Linked DNA regions of Homo sapiens: region 1 is linked to region 2. The links are chromatin contacts, found by Hi-C or POLR2A ChIA-PET in ENCODE. All regions are on one chromosome and are shown on one strand. The core of a region is the stretch at or near the end of the contact, and the rest is flanking DNA. Distances in the headings are between cores, read along the strand shown. Region 1 overlaps RANBP3-DT (RANBP3 divergent transcript). Region 2 has its middle 10 kb from the start of FUT5.

What was found. Hi-C counts contacts between places; a loop is a spot of excess contacts on that map. ChIA-PET counts read pairs that join two places held with the same protein, here RNA polymerase II (POLR2A). Pooled maps may share reads with other maps.
Region 1: POLR2A ChIA-PET joins it to region 2 with 13 read pairs in WTC11. The contact joins two enhancer-like sites. A Hi-C loop is called at or near these places in 1 of 50 pooled maps. POLR2A ChIA-PET finds 5 or more read pairs at or near these places in 2 of 52 experiments (Panc1 and WTC11).

Annotation. Positions count from the first base shown.
Region 1 is chr19:5,986,484-5,992,557 of GRCh38, reverse strand. All of the region lies in intron 1 of RANBP3-DT (RANBP3 divergent transcript), which reads right to left. Among named protein-coding and RNA genes, the nearest start is that of RANBP3-DT, 11 kb to the right of the region's middle. Within about 2 kb of position 2,035, at least 2 of the 41 ENCODE cell types and tissues checked have a DNase peak (open chromatin) inside an H3K27ac peak, as active enhancers do.
Region 2 is chr19:5,877,702-5,883,484 of GRCh38, reverse strand. No RefSeq gene overlaps it. Among named protein-coding and RNA genes, the nearest start is that of FUT5, 10 kb to the right of the region's middle. Within about 2 kb of position 2,789, at least 7 of the 41 ENCODE cell types and tissues checked have a DNase peak (open chromatin) inside an H3K27ac peak, as active enhancers do.

The sequences.
Region 1 (6,074 bases), core at 786-3,285, 110 kb before region 2:
ACTCAAACTCCTTGGCTCAAGCGATCCTCCCACCTTGGCCTCCCAGTGTGCTGAGATTACAGGCGTGAGCCACCGCCCCAGCCTCCTGTTTACATTTGTTACAGGCTAGACCCACTCGGATCTAGCGGAGGAAGCGGGTGTGCCAGTCTCGGATGCGAACCCCTGGTTGTCCGCAGGGTTTACTCGGGCCAAACTTCAGAATCATTGAGAATCAGTGCATGAGCTTGCTCAAAAATGGCCGATTCCTGGACCCATTTCACAAGGAGCATGACTCGGTGAGATTCGGGTAGGAGCCAGGAAGCGTGTTGTTGCTGCCATTCCCTCTCAGGGGACTGTGGTGCGGGGCTATAGGACTTTGAAGAAACCCTACAGAGGAGAGCAATGGGCTCAGGAACCAGGCAGGGCCCACCTGCGGGAGGGAGGGTGGCCCACAGAGGCTAGTACAGTTGCTGGTCAGCCAGGCCAGTTTCCCGAGTGCCAGGCCAGTGCCCCGTATGCTCCCAGGGACACTCGGCCTTTGCCCCAGCCCAGGCCTCTCTGTCTCAGGTGACACTAGAATCGCCTCTCACTTCCCTGGGCTGGGACTCCAGGACCCCACTGTGTCCTGACGGTGCCAACATCAGCCAGGAAATCCACTCGCCCCACCCCCTGCTGGGTCACAATTTCAGACATTCCTCCAGCTGAGACCCCTGAGCCAAATTAGGCAAGTGCCAACTCACCCACCTCCCCAGCCCCTGAAGAGCCAGGCCCAGTGTGGACTGCAGGGCCCAGAGTAGGAGGCCCGAGCCCTGCCCATGGGGCCTGAGAGGCTGGGGAGAGCGGGAGCTCAGAGCATGGGGGATGGCGCCCCAGGAAAGAGGAGCCCGCTTGAGGTCCGCAGGCCATCATGTGCCTCCAAAGCCCTCTGGGTAGGTCCCCAGGGTGCAGCCGCCTCAGAAAAAAAAAAAGGGGAACCTTGGTCTTACCAAGCACCTCTAGGGGGTACTGGCCATAATCACAGCAGGCTCCACACTAGACACTTCTATCCCATCTCCTATTTTTGATGACCTAAGGTAGATGTAATCCCCATTGTACACATGGGAAAAGCAAGGCTTCTGGCTGGAATGCAGATGTGATGGCTGGAGCACGGCAGCCACAGTGGACCTCAAGGTGGAAGCCCCATGATAAGGATGGAAAAGCAATGAGTCAGAAGGAGCCTGGGTCCCTGGTGATGATGGAACTGCCATTACAGCCCTGACCTCCAGACAGACGTCAGCAAGGAGGGGTGGGGAGGCCCAGAGATGTCCCTGCCTTCACAAACTTTCTGGTGGCAGGAACTCCCTTGCAAGATGGGAGGGGACCCCAGACACTGCAACTGCCAGCGTGCTAAGATGGGGCAGATGTGGGCCAGGCGCGGTGGCTCACCCCTGTAATCCCAGCACTTTGGGAGGCCGAGGCGGGTGGATCACGAGGTCAGGAGATTGAGACCATCCTGGCTAACATGGTGAAACCCCATCTCTACTAAAAATACAAAAATTAGCCGGGTGTGATGGCACACTCCTGTAGTCCCAGCTACTGGGGAGGCTGAGGCAGGAGAATCGCTTGAACCCAGGAGGAGGAGCTTGCAGTAAGCCAAGATCACGTCACTACACTCCAGCCTGGGTGACAGAGCGAGACTCCGTCTCAAAAAAACAAAAAAAAAAAAAAAAAAGAAAGGGGAGATGCTCCAGCTGGAGTGCCCCCCACCCCCGCCAACCGCCGCCACCCCTGTTTTCCTCCTGCCTCTGGCTGCTGCCCCTCTGCGCCTGGGTCCTGCCCACTCCTCTCCTCCTTCTACCCCCTCAGTCACCTCAGCCACTCCCACAATGGAAACACCCTCCAGGAGCTGCTGACTTCACCTCTGCCCAGAGCTCCTGGGTGCCTGGCCCTCGGCAGAGCAAGACAGCATTCCGGCATCTGGCCGTCCAGACCTCCTCCCCAAGTCTCCATCACAGCCTTGGCAGCACCGTCCGTCCCCGCATTGCCCCGCCCCGCCCCTTGGCCCTGCTCCTCAAAATGGCCGCCAACTGAGCGCTTCTCCCCTTCCTCTTTGCTACTCCCCAGCTCCTCCTCGGCCGGGAGAGGCAGAGTGGCAGGGATTAGACTGCACAGGTTTGAGAATCAGCTCCACGGTCATTCACTGTGCCCTCAAGTAAATTACCTTCATCGGTTTCTCCCACTGGAAAAGAGACATTAAAAATACCTCACGGTGTTGTGAGAAAGAAGGTCAACATACAGAAAGCACGGGACTAAGCCTTCAAGAGCTGTTTCTACCCCTCGGCACTGCAGATACCGCAGATGGTGGGGGATCAGATAATTCTCTGGGGGGGCCCGTACTGGGCACTGCAGGGTGCTGAGCAGCATCCCTGGCCTCCACCCACTCCCTGCCAGGAGCACTACAGCCCAATCCTAACAAGCAAAAATGTCTCTGGACACTGCCAGTGTCGCCTGGGAGACACCTTCCTCTTTAGCACTCACCTTGATTGGCACTTCTTTCGGGAAGCCTTCCTGGATGCTCTCTGGGTAGATTAGGGTCACTTAGACCCAACTTCCCCTACCATACTTTATAGTCATTGTTTGCAAATCTGTCTTTCCCATAAGCTCTGCGAGTGAGTAGCTATCATTTGCCTTGTTGAAATGGACTTCCCAAATCTATCACCGGGCATGCTCAGCAAATATTGAGGGTGTGAGGGAGTGAGGAGGGCCTCCCAGAGAAGGCGTTTTTTACGGTGATGTTGGGAAGGAAGGTGCTGTGCCATGGAGGAGAGAAAAATATCCAGAGGAGTGACAAGGAATTCCAAAGAAACTGGAATTCAGGCAGGAGGCCACCAGAGGTTTTTGATGTAATCAAAGCTGGGCTTTAGAAAGATGTATTCGGGCAGGGTGGATTCACAGGAAGAAACAGAAGCAGGGGGGTCAATTAGGTGCTTGTTAAAATCGTACAAGTGAGGGGGAGAGTTGTGGCTGTGGGGTGGAGCAGGGGCACACAGGAGCCCTGTGGAGATCAAATTGGTGAGTTATACCCGATTTGGTTTGTTTTTTGTGTGTGTGGTTTGGTGTTTTGTTTTGTTTTGCTTTGCTTTGTTTGAGACAGAGTCTTGCTGTTGCCCAGGCTGGAGTGCAGTGGCACAATCTCAGCTCACTGCAACCTCCACCTCCTGGGTTTAATCGATTCTCCCCCTCAGCCTCCTGAGTAGCTGGGATTACAGGAGTGTGTCACCGTGCCTGGCTAATTTTTGTATTTTTAATAGAGATAGGATGTTACCATGTTGGCCAGACTGGTCTCAAACTCCTGACTTCAGGTGATCCGCTCACCTCAGCCTCCCAAAGTGCTGGGATTACAGGCATGAGCCATTGCGCTTGGCTTTTTTTTTCTCTTTCTTTTTCTAATGAACCAGGATAAAAATCTAACTAAAACATCAGGAGTGATGGTGTAATAAGGATAAATATAGCTTTGCAAAATTTTCATTTCAGTGTATGTGTGAGTGCACATATACACATGCATTTATGGTATTGGGCTGCAATGTAAAATGCATATGCATAGGTCTCCAAAGCCACAGTATCATATATGCATGAGTATACGTGCACTCACACAGAGGCTCTCAGGAGGGCTGAGAGTTGTTCTCAGCTTATTGTGAGATCATGGGCCCCTCCTGGAATCCTGTCATGGACATTTTGTGGGGTTTTGCTGTCCAGCATCCATCCTGCCTTCTTTTGGAATAACACCCTGATTCTCTTGGAAGAGTGACCGTCCTTTTGTGGCTTTAAATACTGTCTCTGTGTGGGTGGCTCTCACATATTGAGTGAGGCGGTTCCAGGTGGGAAGGGAGCAAATGAGCTCAGTGTGTTGGGGGTGGGGGGAGCAGTGAGGAGGCTGGTGTCATGGGCACAGAGTGAATGGCAGGGCAGGAGGTTGAGGAAGGCTGCAGAGTCATGGGATGGGGGCTTCCTAGGTCCCGGGGAGGAGCTGGGATTCCACTGGCTGCCTCCACTTGGATGTCTCAAATGGCATCTCATACCACTGGCTGGGCACACAGAGCCCAATATGTATTTGTTGCTCAATAAATATTTGATGGAAGGGCCAGGCACGGTGCCTCAAGCCTGTCATCCCAGCACTTTGGGAGGCCAAGGCAGGCAGATCACCTGAGGTCAGGAGTTCAAGTCTAGCCTGGCCAACATGGTGAAACCCCCTTCTCTACTAAAAATACAAAAATTAGTTGGACATGGTGGCGGTGCCTATAAATCCCAGCTCCTTAGGAGGCTGAGGCAGTAGAATCGCTTGAATCCGGGAGGCAGAGGTTGCAGTGAGCCAAGATCGTACCACTGCACTCCAGCCTGGGCAACAGAGTGAGATTCCGTCTCAAAAAAAAAAAAGAAAGAAAATATTTATGGAGGAATGAATTTGATTGGGGGTGAGCACAAATTAACGTACCGTACCCTGCTGACCCCATCCAACACTTTCTCCTTAGACTCTGAACCCTGCGTTGAAGGGTGAGACTGAAAGCAGTCAAAGATCAGGCATCCTGGGGGAGACACCCGGCGCATTGTCCTCAGTGATTTTTGCTTCTAAGACCTGTTGAAACTGCTGGTTGCTTCTCCTTTCTTTTTGATCTCATGAATATCCTCATAACCTTCCAGTAAATTCCCCCTTGGCTTACATCTTCCAGAACTGCTTTCGGGGGGTTGCAATCAGTCTCCAAACAGGTACACCCTCAGCACCCAGGAATTTTCTAGCCAGTCTCAGAAGGGGATTCTCAGACCTCGTGAAGCCCTCCCGAGGTGACAGCCCCAGTTTTCAAGGTGGGGCATCCATACGGCTTGGCAACAGCAGCAGCAGGCTGGGAGCGAGGTGCAACTAAGACTCCCTACCTCCACTTCCACGACCTGGCTCATGGAAGACACCAGAACCCCAGCAGATGCGGAGCTTACCGGTAAGTTTAGTTTCCCAGAAGGTAGCCAACTGCCCTTTTTCCTGGAGTTGTTTTGATTCCTCTCAAGTCTCTGCTGCCCCCCAGTGGTCACTCTGTGACACAGCGTTTTCCTTTTCACAGGGGACACAAAGTTGGATTTTGCCCAGAAGCCTGGCTGATTTGTTTACTTATTTGCAACGATGCATGATAAGAAAGATCAAAAACAAGTGAGTGAGTGAGCTAATTTCCTTCCTTCCCTTCTCCTCCTCCCCTTCTCTTCCTCGAATATTTCCTATTTGTTTACAAAGGCCCAAAATATCCCCCCAACATAACAATGGGAAAAAGTCACCTGGCAGATACCATTTAAAGCAAGCGATTGGACGGGCGCGGTGGCTCACGTCTGTAATCTCAACACTTTGGGAGGCCAAGGCAGGCAGATCACTTGAGGTCACAAGTTCAAGACCAGCCTGGCCAACATGGTGAAACTCCATCTCTACTAATAATACAAAAATTGGCCTGGCGTGGTGGTGCGCACCTGTAGTCCCAGCTACTCAGGAGGCTGATGCATGAGAATCGCTTGAACCTGGTAGGCAGAGGTTGCAGTGAGCCAAGATTGCACCATTGCACTCCAGCCTGGGCAACAGTGAGAGACTCTGTCTCAAAAAAAAAAAAAAAAAAAAAAAGGTATAAATCGCCATCATGTGCCCTTGCTAGGATGCATTGACACAGACACACATCGCTTCTGCGTAATCCCTGCCAAAAACACTTAACCTGAGTTTCACTGTGAGGAAACATCAAACAAACCCAAAGTTAAGGGGCATTCTACCAAATGATTGGGCAGTACTCGTTAGAAATGTCGTTGTCAAGAAAAGGTATATAAAAAATGGAGGAAATGATCCAGACTAAAGGAAACTAAGGAGAAATACCTACATGCAAGACAGGATCCAGGACTAAATCCTGGAACAGAAAAGGGACACTAGAGCTGAACAGAGGAAATGTGAATAAGGCTTGCACATTAGTGAATAGTACTGTATCAGTGCGAATGTCCTGATTTTGATCAGGATGTGAATATCTGAGGAAGCTGATGGAGGCTATATGGAACTCTTTGTACTATTTTTGCAACTTTTTTTAAGTCTGAATTTATTT
Region 2 (5,783 bases), core at 1,540-4,039:
GCATTCTCACCGGCAATGAATGACACTCCCTGTTGCTCCCTGTCCTCAGGGGTTCGGGGCATTTGGGGTTGCTGTTGGCAGGGCTTTGGATTTGGCCATTCTAATAGGGGTGTAGGGACATTTTTTTTCTTTTTTTTTTTTTCTTTTTTGAGACAGAGTTTCATTCTTGTCGCCCAGGCTGGAGTGCAATGGTGCGATCTCAGCTCACCGCAACCTCTGCCTCCTGGGTTCAAGCGATTCTCCTGCCTCAGACTCGTGAGTAGCTGGGATTACAGGCATGCGCCACCATGCCTGGCTAATTTTGTATTTTTTAGTAGAGATGGTGTTTCTCCATGTTGGTCAGGCTGGTCTCAAACTCCCGACCTCAGGTGATCTGCCCGTCTCAGCTTCCCAAAGTGCTGGGATTACAGGCGTGAGCCATCATACCTGGCCGTTTCTTTTTTTCTTTTTTTTTCTTTTTTTTTCTTTTTTGAGGCAGAATCTCACTCTGTTGACCAGGCCGGAGTGCAATGGCGTGATCTCGGCTCACTGCAACCTCCACCTCCTGAGTAGCTGGGACTACAGGTGTGTGCCATCACACCCAGTTAATTTTTGTATTTTTAGTAGAGATGGGGTTTTTCCAGTTTGGCCAGGATGGTCTCGATCTCTTGACCTCGTGATCTGCCCGCCTTGGCCTCCCAAAGTGCTGGGATTACAGATGTTAGTCACCGCACCCAGCCTTGTCTGTTTGTTTGTTTTTTAAGAGACAGGATCCCCCTTTGTCATCCAGGCTAGAGTGCCCAAGAGAGAGGAACAACATGTGTGATAGCTCAGAGGAGAGACAGAAAGGGGAGTGGCTAAGAGCATGGAAGAGTACGAGGTTCTAGATCCTTCTCTGGGTGTCAGTTTCCACTCCTTAGCCGTGAGCCACTCTCTTGAGCAAGTCTGGCAGATGGGAAGCTGGAAGGTCAAGGCTGGGGCATCCATCCTACCCCTGCCTGGATATGGGGAGGCAGGAGTGCCAGAGCAGCCCCCTCTGCGTCTGGGGGGCCCAGCAGGACCCCGTCCAGGTGGAGATTGGGAAGGGTGAAGGCATCCAGAGGTGCTTCCCTGGACTCCTGCCTCGACAGGAAAGGAAATGGCAGGGTGGGGGTGGCAGAAGTCTGTTTCCCGCCCCTGCCCCAAATTGGATGCTTCCTGCCCCAGGCCAGCTCCTTGGTGGGCCGGGACCCCTTTCCCACCCATTACTGCCTCTCTAATGGGGGCCTCACCCCCATTAGTGAGGCCGCCCACTGCAAGCCTGGGAGTCCCAGGTGTTCCCAGCCCACACTCCCCCTGCCGAGTGACCGTTAAAGATGAATAATGAGCCTGGCAGGAGGGACCTGGGAGGTGGTGATGAGGGGCTGGCCCAGCGGGTGAGGGCCAGGGAGGCCCCGAAGCCTCCTCCATCTGGCTGGTCCCGGAGGCACCTGGGAAGCCCATTAGGAAGGCGTCGCGTCCTGGAAGCCACCTGAGCGCCTGGTGTGGCTCTGATTTCACCTCCTTAATGCCTGCCTTTGCTCTTAGCACCTGCCCGCTACAGGGACTGCCCCCCACCCCCACCCAGCTGAAGTCATCAGAGTTAGCAAATAAAAATCCAAGACATCCAGTTAAGTTTGGATTTCAGATAGATCATGAATCACGGCTTGGCGTAAGTATATCCCATGCAATTCTTGGGATATACTTACAGCATCATTCATTCCTTTTTTTTTTTTTTTTTTTTGAGATGGAGTTTTGTTCTGTTGCCCATGCTGGAGTCCGGTGGCGCGATCCTGGCTCACTGCAACCTCCACCTCCCAGGTTCAAGCGATTCTCATGCCTCAGCCTCCCAAAGTGCTGGGATTATAGGCATGAGCAACTGCACTGGTCTGGAGTGGATCTTTTTTTTAATTTTTTTTTTTAATTTTTTTGAGACAGAGTCTCGCTCTGTCGCCCAGGCTGGAGTGCAGAGGCACAATCTCAGCTCACTGCAACCTCTGCCTCCCGGGTTCAAGTGATTCTTCTACCTCAGCCTCCTGAGTAGCTGGGATTACAGATGCACGTCACCACGCCCAGCTAATTTTTGTGGAGTGGATGTATTTTAATATCTCACCATCTGCACGAGGTTTCCACAGCCCACCAGCCCTGTCCCCGCCCCCTCCTTGACCCTTCCCTGGCTCAATGAGGGTGTTTTAGGTCCCCAGCAGGTCACTGGCACAGCAGGCATCTCTTGGAATTTGCACAAAAAGACCCAAAGTTACTGTAACTCTGGAAACCTCTGGAGAGGTCCCTAGGGGAGAGTGAATGAGGGGCCGCATGCCCGCCTCCGCCAAGGACTCATCGCTCAGGGTCTCTTTCATCTCCCCTGGCTTTCAGGGAGACCTCCAGGTGAGAACACACTCCCTGAATCCCAGGTTCGAGTCCTGACTCTGCTGCTTTTGAGTTTTGTGGCTATCAGCCTCCCTTTTTCTCGGTGCCTTGGTTTCCTCACCTGCAAAATGGGGATAAATCACAATGCCATTACTGATAGCAGCTGTCGGGGTTGTTGAGAGGACCACGTGCATTGATTTCTTCAAGGAGCTTTGTCCGGCATACAGCGCTCACTTAAGTGATGGCCGGGGCCCCAGCCTCCCTCCTGGCCCAGGGGGAGGGGCTGAGCGGGAAGTGGAGGTTAATTTTAGCCCTGATGACACCCGCTGGCCGCCTGCCTTGTCCAAACATCCCCAGCCAGGCGTGAGGTTCAAAGTGTCCCCCCACCCCCAGCCTCTGACATCCAAGGAGCCTGTTTATTCATTCTCGTCTGCGGCAGCATTCTTTGCCTGCCTGTGCCTGCCACCCGGCCTCCTCCATCTCCAGCCCTGCGAGGTCCTGCCCTGTGTCACTGGGGGTGAGGACTACCTCACCTGCAGATTCCCCTGAGGCAGGCTGTAATCTCTGGGGTGGTCGGTGGGGGGTGGGGAAGGGGCAGGGGGAGGGTCACTCCTGCCCCAGAGTCCAAAGATCTTCAGTCTTCGTTTATAATTCTCCAAGTGGGAGTTCAAGCTTCCATCACAGACAAGGACATTTATTCAGCACCTGTTTACTGAGTGCCTACTGGGTGCCAGGTCATACTGGGGACCCAAGCCCTGCCCCATGAGCCGCCCAATCTGGGGAAGACACTGACAAACCAAGAAATAAACAAGATCTTTTTTTTTTTTGAGACGGAATTTCACTCTTGTTGCCCAGGCTGGAGTGCAATGGCACAATCTCGGCTCACCACAACCTCCACCTCCCGGGTTCAAGTGATTCTCCTGCCTCAGTCTCCTGAGTAGCTGGGATTACAGGCGTGCACCACCACGCCCGGCTAATTTTGTATTTTTAGTAGAGAGAGGGTTTCTCCATGTTGCGGGGAGTGTATGGAGACGCCACCTTGGGAAGAGATGCGCCAGAATTTGCAGTCCTCTCCCTCCCTGTTGGAGTACCCTGGAGGATAGAAATTTTTCCCTACCCGGAGTCTCAGAATGTTCCAAAGACCTCAACTGGTCTCAAACTCCCAACTTCAGGAAGTCCCCCCACCTTGACCTCCCAAAGTGCTGGGATTATAGGCCTGAGCCACCGCGCCTCACCAATTTTTTTTTTTTTTTTTTTTTTGAGACGGAGTCTCTTGCCCAGGCTGTAGTGCAGTGGCGCGATCTCAGCTCACTGCAACCTCCGCCTCCCAGGTTCGTGCAATTCTTGAGCCTCAGCCTCCCAAGTAGCTGGGATTACAGGCGCTCACCATCCCGCCCAGCTAATTTTTCTATTTTGAGTAGAGACAGGGTTTCACTGTGTTGGCCAGACTGGTCTCGAACTCCTTACCTCGTGATCCACCCACCTCAGCCTCCCAAAGTGCTGGGATTACAGGCGTGAGCCCCTGTGCCTGGCCTATTTATTTTCGCTTATTTATTTATTTATTGAGTGAGTGAGTGAGACAGAGTTTTGCTCCGTCGCCCAGACTGGAGAGCAGTGGCGTGATCTCATCTTACTGCAACCTCCACCTCCAACCTCCACCTCCTGGGTTCAGGTGATTCTCCTGCCTCATCCTCATGAGTAGCTGGGATTACAGGCACCCACCACCATGCCCAGCTCATTTTTTGTAAGGCTCTGCCCTTGTTCTGAAGTCAAATCTCAACACTGTCTCCCTCTGGGAGGGGGAGTGACCAGAGGCTACAGCTGGGCTGAGGGACTGAGTGGCTGCAGGTGGATACCAAATATAAATTGAGGTCTTTGGAACATTCTCAGAGTCTGGGTAGGGGAAAATTTCTACTCTTCAGAGAACGCCAACAGGGACAGAGTGGACCGTAACTCCTGGTGCATCTTCCCAAGGTGAGTGGCATCTCCATACACTCCCTGCAGGGCTGGCCCAGGTGCCCAGGTCGCTGGCTCTACTGGCTGTAATTTTTGCCGATGGAGAGACAGGTGCTTAGAAACCTTGAAAACATCGCCTGAAAACAAACCAAGAAAATTATGCTTTTTGGCCCGGTGCGGTGGCTCACTGCTGTAATCCTAGCACTTTGGGAGGCCAAGACAGACTGATCACGAGGTCAGGAGATTGAGACCATCCTGGCTAACACGGTGAAACCCCATCTCTACTAAAAATACAAAAAATTAGCTAGGCGTCGTGGCGCGTGCCTGTAATTCCAGCTACTCGGGAGGCTGAGACAGGAGAATCACTTGAACCCAGGAGGCGGAGGTTGCAGTGGGCTGAGATTGTGCCACTGCACTCCAGCCTGGGCAGGCGACAGAGGGAGACTCCGTCTGGAAAAAAAAAAAAAAAGGAAAGAAAATTATACTTTTCACCTCCAGGTTCCAACAGACCACCTCCTAACCGTTTTCGTTCTCGGAAATACCTTCATTGGGCCGGGTGTGGTGGCTCACGCCTGTAATCTCAGCACTTTGGGATGCCGAGGCGGGCAGATCACTTGAGGTCCGGAGTTCGAGAACAGCCTGGCCAACATAGTGAAACACCATCTCTACTTAAAATACAAAATTTAGCTGGGCGTGGTGGCGGGCATCTGTAATCCCAGCTACTCGGGAGGCTGAGGCATGAGAATTGCTTGAACTCGGTAGTGGGAGGTTGCAGTGAGTCGAGATCGCACCACAGCACTCCAGCCTGGGCGATGGAGCAAGACTCAGTCTCAGAAAGAAAGAAAGAAAGAAAATACCTCCATTAGCTTTTCTGATTCTAAAATTGCCACTCGCACACTTCACAAAACCTTTCCAGAATGAGAGAAAGGCCTCTTTGTTCCCCGGCCCCATGTATTCCCTGGAATTTTCTCTCCCCGGGCAGGGAGGTAAATGCTATTGTTATTTTTTCACACACAAGGTTTTGCAATGGGCTTTATTTCCACTCCACAATAGATGGCCCCACAGCTTTTATTTCTAGAAATTGGAAAATGAAGCGTGTCCAGCCCCCGCCTCTTCACCCACCACAGGCTGAAATTTAAGCTGCATGAACCCAGCTGGGCCTGGGTACCAGGGGTGGGCAGACCTCAGCGTGTTGGTGCCAGGGGACCCGGGGGTGAGGCCAGGGTCAGGTTTCTAGGGGGTGCCAGGTTTCTGTCACCGTCACCTGGGGCTTCCCGCACTCCCTGTCTGTTTAGTGGCCCCAGCACCATGTAGATGAGCAGGGAGAGGCTGAGTTCTTACAAGTATTACAGGAGGGGAAACCGAGGCCCGCAGAGGGCCAGGGACCCAGGCCAAACATTCCAGCCTGTAGAGGGGGTACGCAGAGACCCTGTGGGGCGGTGGGAGGATCAGCGTGACCT